2 separate regions of the Homo sapiens genome follow, and region 2 is linked to region 1. The links are chromatin contacts, found by Hi-C in ENCODE. All regions are on one chromosome and are shown on one strand. The core of a region is the stretch at or near the end of the contact, and the rest is flanking DNA. Distances in the headings are between cores, read along the strand shown. Region 1 overlaps TSPAN18 (tetraspanin 18). Region 2 has its middle 43 kb from the start of PRDM11.

Region 1 (3,793 bases), core at 1,113-3,612:
GCATCAAAGGGGGGTGAAAAATGAAACAGGACCTTGCCATTGGCACCCAGGGCAAGCCCATCTTCCCCGTGAAACACTTAGTTTTCCTGATGCTGAACTGGGACTTGGCAATCCACCCCATAAGGTCCATGTGCAACACTGGACCAGTCCATTTTAGTGGATGCTCTGGCATTTCACCCAGGCCTTAGGCCCAAGATGGCAAGGGAGGGTTGAACAAAGCTTCGGGTGCCATGGGAAGCTGGGGTGGGATTTTCCCCAAGGCCTCAGCCTGAAGACCTGAGCTGCCGAGAGCAGGGACCCTGAGCATCCTATCCAATAGGACCCCACGTGCCTCTCAGAGGCCCAGGCACACAGTAAGTGCTCAATGAAGTGTTGGTGAATGAATGAATAAATGTGATTCTGGGTAAGGCAGCCCCAACCCCAACACTTTTCGGAGATGGGAGGGGTGTGACACCCCACCCCATCACCAAGTTTTTTTTTTTTTTTTTTTTGAGACGGAGTCTCACTCAGTCACCCAGGCTGGAGTGCAGTGGTGCGGTCTTGGCTCACTGCAACCTCTGCCTTCCAGGTTCAAGCAATTCTCCCACCTCAGCCTCCCAAGTAGCTGGGACTACAGGCGAATGCCACCACACCCGGCTAATTTTTGTATTTTTAGTAGAGACGGGGTTTCACTATGTTGGCCAGGCTGCTCTCGAACTCCTGACCTTGAGATCCGCCCGCCTCAGCCTCCCAAAATGCTGGGATTATAGGCATGAACCACCGTGCCCGGTCCCCATCACCAAGTTTTTTGGGACATGGACCAACAGGCACCTATACACTGAAGACTCCCACAGAGTTATATTAATATGATTGAAATATAAATAATAACAACACCAAATAGCATCAGTACTACACTGAATGCTGATCCCTGGCAGGTGCTCTGTTAAGCACTTTCTGTCATTCAAGTATTTCCTTCCATCTTCACACAGTCTTACGAGAAGTGACTATTACTATCTCTAACTTACTTATAAGAATACTGAGGCTGTACTGCTAGCAGAGCTCAGATCCGAACCCAGGTCTGACATGGAATACAATGTTTCAAGCGGAAGGAGCTTGACAAACTATAGGCCAGGAGGCTAAGGACATCAGTAGTGCAGCAGGGACCCAAGTCTCCCAACTTCCAGCCCAGGGTATGCCACTAGGGCAGCTGCTTGCAATGCTCTAAGTGAAAATGAGCCCTAAGCTCTGTAAAGTATCTCAGGAATGAGAGGATTAAGAACTCTTGGTCTTTGTGCAGCACCATCTCTTTGAAAGGGCCCTCCAAAACTCCCCTTCCCAGGGAAGAAGAGGACAAAAGGAAAAGGGAGGCGCTACTAAACTCCGTACCCAAGCTGTAGTTGAAAGCAGCCTTGAAGACAAGATGGCCCCAGGCCCAGCACGGCCAAGCCTGGAGGCCTGCGGGAAAGAAGGCTAACCGAGTTCATCTGGCTTCCTGCCTGGCACAGTCTTTCAAGCCTCAGGGTCCCACTGCCAGGCCTTTGCTCTCACTGTGTCTTCCTCCCGAATGTCCTTTCTAACGTCCGAAACTGGCCTATATCTAGGCACAGCTCACAGGCCTTGCATCCCCTGATTTTACACCACCACTGTGCAGCAGTAACATCTCCTTCTGGCCTCTGAACCCCCAAGCCTTCCTTTATATTTCAGCTCTGGACCCTCCCATTCTTTACCTTGGATGTCTTGACTTTGATCGTCTCCCTTAAAAATCTGGCCTCTGAGGTGCCTGTTGAGTGCATCTGAATGAATGACGAATGCCTGGGAAGTGGAGCTTGTATGATTCGTTTTATTAACAGGTGCACACTCCAGGAGCAGGTCTGCATACAGATCTCTCTAACAGCTGCCCTTCCTCCTCCCCAGGGCCATGACAAGTGGCACCTTACACCCTAAGTCCTAAAGGCTGAGAACCAAGTCATTCTGCTATTTCTGCTGCATCAGGCACAGGTGGGGGCTTTACAAAATGCTGTGGAAAGTAACTGACCGACATATCTACCAAGCCAGCCCAGTTATGGTTTAGCACTGTCTGAGACATCAGGCGAGGGGTTGGGGGCAAGACACCCAGAGGAGGGTCCTGCCCTCAGGAGATCTCCCAGAGGAGAGGTCAGGGAACCCTGAGGACAGGGACCTTTGGGCTTTGCTCACCCTCAATCCCCAGCATTTAAACAGCTCCTGGCACATGATAGGCACTCAACAGCCATTGGCTGAATAAATGAATTAACACTCATTGACCCAGAGGTGCTGAGCTCACCATATAAGGCAGGGTGGTGCTGAGCGCTGAGCTGGCTGCATGGTGAGTCAGAGCTTTGGAGCCCACAGGCGAGACACAGAGCGAGAGAGACTGGGGGAGGGCCAGGAGGTTTGTGGTTGACCAAAACCAAGCAAGGGGCAGCTGCCTGGGAGGCAGCATCACAAGCTGTGGTTTTCGGTATTTTTTCTGCAGAGGAATATTTGCTCAAATGAAATCACACATCGCACCCTAAATGTAGGACAGAGCTGCCGCGGCGGAGGGCAGCAGGGCTGCCAGGCTGGCCTGGCCACGTGTACCCTCGTGCCCCCAGAGACGGAGCTTCCACTCAACCAGTGCCCGTCCCCCTCTGCTCCCCTGTCCCTCTAAGGGGCTTCAGATAAGCAAGGCTGCGGTTGGTCTTCTGGGAAGGGGCCCATTTAGCGCAAAAAACCCTAAAGAGGCTCAAGAAACTCCCCTCAGCCATGAAGGAGTGGAGGTGGGGGGAAAAAGGAACAGGCCTTCCCGGCGAGTGGAGGTCTACTCAAGGCAGCCAGGCGCTGGGGTGGCTGAAATAGTGGGGCGGCCATCAGAGAGTGCAGGGACTCTTTATGAGAAAGACCTTCTGGAACAATCTTTTTGGAACGTGAAGTACCACTCTCAGATCCATCAGAGGCATGGGGGCTGTGTGTGTGTGTGTGTGTGTGTGTGTGTGTGTGTGTGTGTGAAATTTGGGCTTTCAGATACTAGATTCACTAAAAATGAGGCACTTAGAGAGAGGCCAACCCTGGTACCATAAATCACAGGAAGAATCCCAACTGGGACACATGCGACCACCTGGGTGCTTCATCGCCCCCGACTCCCAACATGACACCAGTAGGGAGAATCTGCTGCTTTGTCTGCCCAGCATTCCTTTCTCCTTTTTCTAAAAATAATGCTTGGATTTTCCCTTGCAAGTCCATCCCCTCTCATGCATTCAGGCTGACTTCCCCAACCCACGACACCTACCGACCTCACCACACCACCCCCAACCACCGACCCCCCGCCCAGCACCGACCGCCCCCACCCCAGCACCGACCAGTCCCCACAGCCCCGACCACCTCCCTCAGCACCACCCGCACCCCACCAACCCCCGCACCGACTGCCCCCCGACCAACTGACCCAGTCTGGCCAATCAGCATATCTTATCCTCCAGGTTTCAGTGATTGGGCAGAGGTGTCATGTGACCCAAGACCATCCAATAAGCCTTGACTTTGGGATTTTTGTTGGACCGCCTGGGAAAAAGAAGCTCTCCTTCCATTGGATTTGAAATGAGCAAGGCGTCAGTCTGGATCTGCAGGTGCCTGCCCTGCGGCCACATGGAGAGTGGCTACCGAGGACTGAAGCTCACAAGGAGGGAGGCAGAGGACACGGATGTGGTGAGATACGGTCCTAACAGCATCATTTGAGCCCTGGATTCAGCCCTGCCTGCCTTGAAACCAATAAATAGGCCCCAAATATATTATTTGGAATATATATATTTGGAATATATATTAT
Region 2 (3,812 bases), core at 789-3,288, 240 kb before region 1:
CTGAATGTGTACTCCTCAAATTCCCACATTGAAACCTAATCACCGATGTGATGGTATTAGGAGGTGGGGCATTGAGGAGGCAATTAGGCCATGAGGACAGTTGACTGGGATTAGTGCCCTTATTAAATAGGTCTGAGGGAGCTCTTTCATCACTTATACTCTGTGAAGATACAGCAAGAAGTGCCATCTGTACATGAGAAAGTGGGTCTTCACCAGACACCAAATCTGGGGCACCTTGATCTTGGACTTCCCAGCTCCCAGAACTATAAGAAATACATGTTTGCTCTTTGTAAACCACCTAGATTATGGTATTTTTGTTATAGCTGCCCAAGCAGACTAAGACATGGGGCCACTGGCCCCGTGATGGGAATGGGGTGGAATTACATGACCCCTGTCCAGGATGCAGGAGGAGGAGATGGTCCCAGGAGCTCCGTGAAGGAAGGAGGCCTGGGAAGCTGCTTGGACATCACAAGGCATCGAGAACCCAACTCTGGGTCCCCGATCTGAATTAACCTCAGGGCTGGGATGATATTCCTATTGCTTTTCTAAAGTGCCCCACCCAGTCCCTTTAGCCGTATTGGTGGTTCTGTGTCATCTGCAGCACTGAGGTTTCTGGGCAGGTTTTAGGCCACCTCCCCCCAAAACCTTTGTTCCTCTTCCCTGGGCTGTGTTTCTGCCATGAGTCACCTTGGGGCTGAGGTCCCAGGTGGGAGATGGGTCATAGCTGGGTGGGGTCTGAAGTGTCTGTGCCTCAGTTTCCTCATCTGCAAAATGGAGAGGCTCTTGCCCATCCTGTAAGGTCAGTAGGAGGACCAGAGTCTTCACTCCATGGTCTCACTCAGCTATCACAGCAACCTTGAGCAGCAGGAAGGGCACGTGTCCTCGTCCCCATTTTGCAGATGAGAAACCCGACCCCCATGGATGAGAAGCAGCTTGCCCCCTTTCATCCAGAGGATCCTGAATTCAGACCCAGATCTGCCTGTCCAGCCCTGTGCCCTGTGCTGCCCTGCTGCCTTCTTCTGCCCTTACTCCTTCTGGCCAGCTGATGCCTGCTTTCTTGAGAGAAGTTCCTCTGGTGCCTCATCACCTGGAAGAGCCAGGTCTCCTGGGAACAAGTGGACAACATTTTGGTCTTGTGCTTTGCCAGGTGCAGTGGCCCTTGAGGGCTAGCCTGTCCACACAGCTCTGTTGCCCTGGGCCCTGCTCAGCCTATCCTAGCTTGAGGGCTATGCCCAGGCGAAAAAGTCTAGGGCACGGAATTAGATCATCTAGAGCAAGTTTTCACCAAGCCTCAATCCCTCAGCTATAAAAAGTAAGTCAACTTACAGGGTCATTGCAAAATAAAGCACAGCTATATTTGAAAGTGCTGAGTGACAGCAGGGATAACCATCGCCCTCAATGCATCCTGACTTGGTGCCAGGCCCTGAGCTAAGCCCCTTTCTTACATGATTTCTCTTGGTTTTCACCGTTAAAGGTAGATTAGTGTTATTGCTTCCTTTCTTGTTGAGGTATAATTTTTATATATATAATTTATATATAATATATATGTTATATATTATATGTTTATATTATATATACTATATATAGTATTACATATAATGTATATATTATATATACAGTAAAGTACACAAACTTTGTGTACAACTCAATGACTTTTTAAAACCGTGTGACCATCAAGACAGAAGTATTTCTGACACCCTCAAAGGCCCCCTCAAGCTCCCTCTTGGTCAATACCCTGCCAAAGGTTAACACTTAAGTTTGGGTTATTTTTCCTGGTTTTACAGATGGGGAAACTGAGGCTCAGGGAGGAACTGTGAACTGCTCAAAGTCACAAAGCTGCAAAACGGTAGGGCCTAGATTTTTCTGTCTCTACCAAAGCACATGGTGATCCATATAGGCTATACAAGTTATTTCCTCTTCCTCTTTCCTCATCTCCCTCTCATCTTCCTCCTCTTCCTCCTCCAACTTTTCCTCCTTCACCAGTCCCCCCATTTGCTGTAGTTTCATATGTCTACCATCAGATGGCGCCAAAGGACCAACTGCAGAGTCCAGGTTGGGCTCCAAGGCCGGGGAGGAGGCAGGCCCGGCGGGGTGGTCAGGGTTTCTGGGCTTTGGGGAGGGATGCAGGGGAAAGCTGCTGGTGACCATCCTGAGTCCTGTCCAGTAGACATGGCAGAGGCAACTGTCCAGTGATGACCAGACAAGAGAATGAAAATGCAAGGCTAGGGCTCACGATTATATGAGCACTGGGCTGGGAGTAGAGAGACTTGGGTTCTCTGTTACTCTCATCACACTCTGAGTCAGCTTCCTGCCCACACAGTGAGTGGGCCTTCCCCCTCCAGGGTAAACAGTCCTGCCTGTCTCTCTGCATCTGCTCTTCTGTACATCAGGCCTGCTCTCCCTTCCTCGGTCGACCAGTTCACACTAATCAGCTTGGCAAGCCCAGCCCAATTGCTGCCATTCCCAGGAAGCCTTCCCTGACTGCTCTGGCATTGAACTGATTACCTTGGCTGCCCCTGTGCAATGGGCCAGGCACCACCTTCTGTGGCCAGAGGCTCGCCTGGCGTTTCCAGCATCCACCAGGGCGGCCAGCACAGGGCTGGGGGCCCAGGGTGTGTGTCACAGGTCATCTGGACCTAATGGACTGGGATGGCAGGGGGGAAGGAGGCTGTGGCACGGTGCAAGGGGGGCTGGACCTAATGGACTGGGGTGGTATGGGGGAAGGAGGCTGTGGCACGGTGTGAAGGAGGCTCCCACAGAAGACGTTATTGCTCTTCTACTCCCTTCCTGGGAGTGGCTGGATTGCAGAGGGCAGTGTTGGGGCCCCAGCTGGGGTGCTTCCCCTCATGCCGGCCCCAGGGAGTGCTGCAAGGCTGAACTTTAGTCTTTCCTCATCTGTGTCCAGCTAGCATCTCCCCGGGAAAGCCAGCTTTCCAGAAACTAAGACAGGAAGAGCCTTTGGGGATCATTAAACACACATCGGCCCAGGTCACACAGGCTTTCGGCAAAGAGCCTGTGACTCTGCTCAGCCTCCAGCTCTGAGCCCTGAACGCCTTCTTCTTCCTCCGCTCAGCCTCCAGCTCTGAGCCCTGAACGCCTTCTTCTTCCTCCGCTCAGCCTCCAGCTCTGAGCCCTGAACGCCTTCTTCTTCCTCCGCTCAGCCTCCAGCTCTGAGCCCTGAACGCCTTCTTCTTCCTCCGCTCAGCCTCCAGCTCTGAGCCCTGAACGCCTTCTTCTTCCTCCGCTCAGCCTCCAGCTCTGAGCCCTGAACGCCTTCTTCTTCCTCCGCTCAGCCTCCAGCTCTGAGCCCTGAACGCCTTCTTCTTCCTCCGCTCAGCCTCCAGCTCTGAGCCCTGAACGCCTTCTTCTTCCTCCGCTCAGCCTCCAGCTCTGAGCCCTGAACGCCTTCTTCTTCCTCCGCTCAGCCTCCAGCTCTGAGCCCTGAACGCCTTCTTCTTCCTCCGCTCAGCCTCCAGCTCTGAGCCCTGAACGCCTTCTTCTTCCTCCGCTCAGCCTCCAGCTCTGAGCCCTGAACGCCTTCTTCTTCCTCCGCTCAGCCTCCAGCTCTGAGCCCTGAACGCCTTCTTCTTCCTCCGCTCAGCCTCCAGCTCTGAGCCCTGAACGCCTTCTTCTTCCTCCGCTCAGCCTCCAGCTCTGAGCCCTGAACGCCTTCTTCTTCCTCTGCTCAGCCTCTAGCTCTGAGCCCTGAACGCCTTCTTCTTCTTCTTCTTCTTCTTCTTCTTCTTTTTTTTTTTTTTGAGACAGAGTGTTGCTCTGTCACCCAGGCTGCAGTGCAGTAGTGCAATCTCACC

Evidence for each region. A loop is a pair of places that touch in the nucleus more often than their neighbours do. Pooled maps may share reads with other maps.
Region 2: a loop to region 1 is called in a pooled map, with 4 times the contacts of the local background. The contact joins two enhancer-like sites. A Hi-C loop is called at or near these places in 1 of 168 maps with a recorded cell type or tissue (natural killer cell), 1 of 37 single-sample maps with no recorded cell type and 6 of 50 pooled maps.

The regions. Positions count from the first base shown.
Region 1 is chr11:44,860,985-44,864,777 of GRCh38, reverse strand. All of the region lies in intron 3 of TSPAN18 (tetraspanin 18), which reads right to left. Among named protein-coding and RNA genes, the nearest start is that of TP53I11, 88 kb to the left of the region's middle. RefSeq lists enhancers at 1,875-1,924, 2,025-2,652, 2,653-3,280. Within about 2 kb of position 2,362, at least 12 of the 41 ENCODE cell types and tissues checked have a DNase peak (open chromatin) inside an H3K27ac peak, as active enhancers do.
Region 2 is chr11:45,101,502-45,105,313 of GRCh38, reverse strand. It overlaps a transcript of PRDM11 not described here. Among named protein-coding and RNA genes, the nearest start is that of PRDM11, 43 kb to the left of the region's middle. RefSeq lists a silencer at 1,962-2,256 and enhancers at 3,052-3,590, 3,591-3,812. Within about 2 kb of position 2,038, at least 7 of the 41 ENCODE cell types and tissues checked have a DNase peak (open chromatin) inside an H3K27ac peak, as active enhancers do.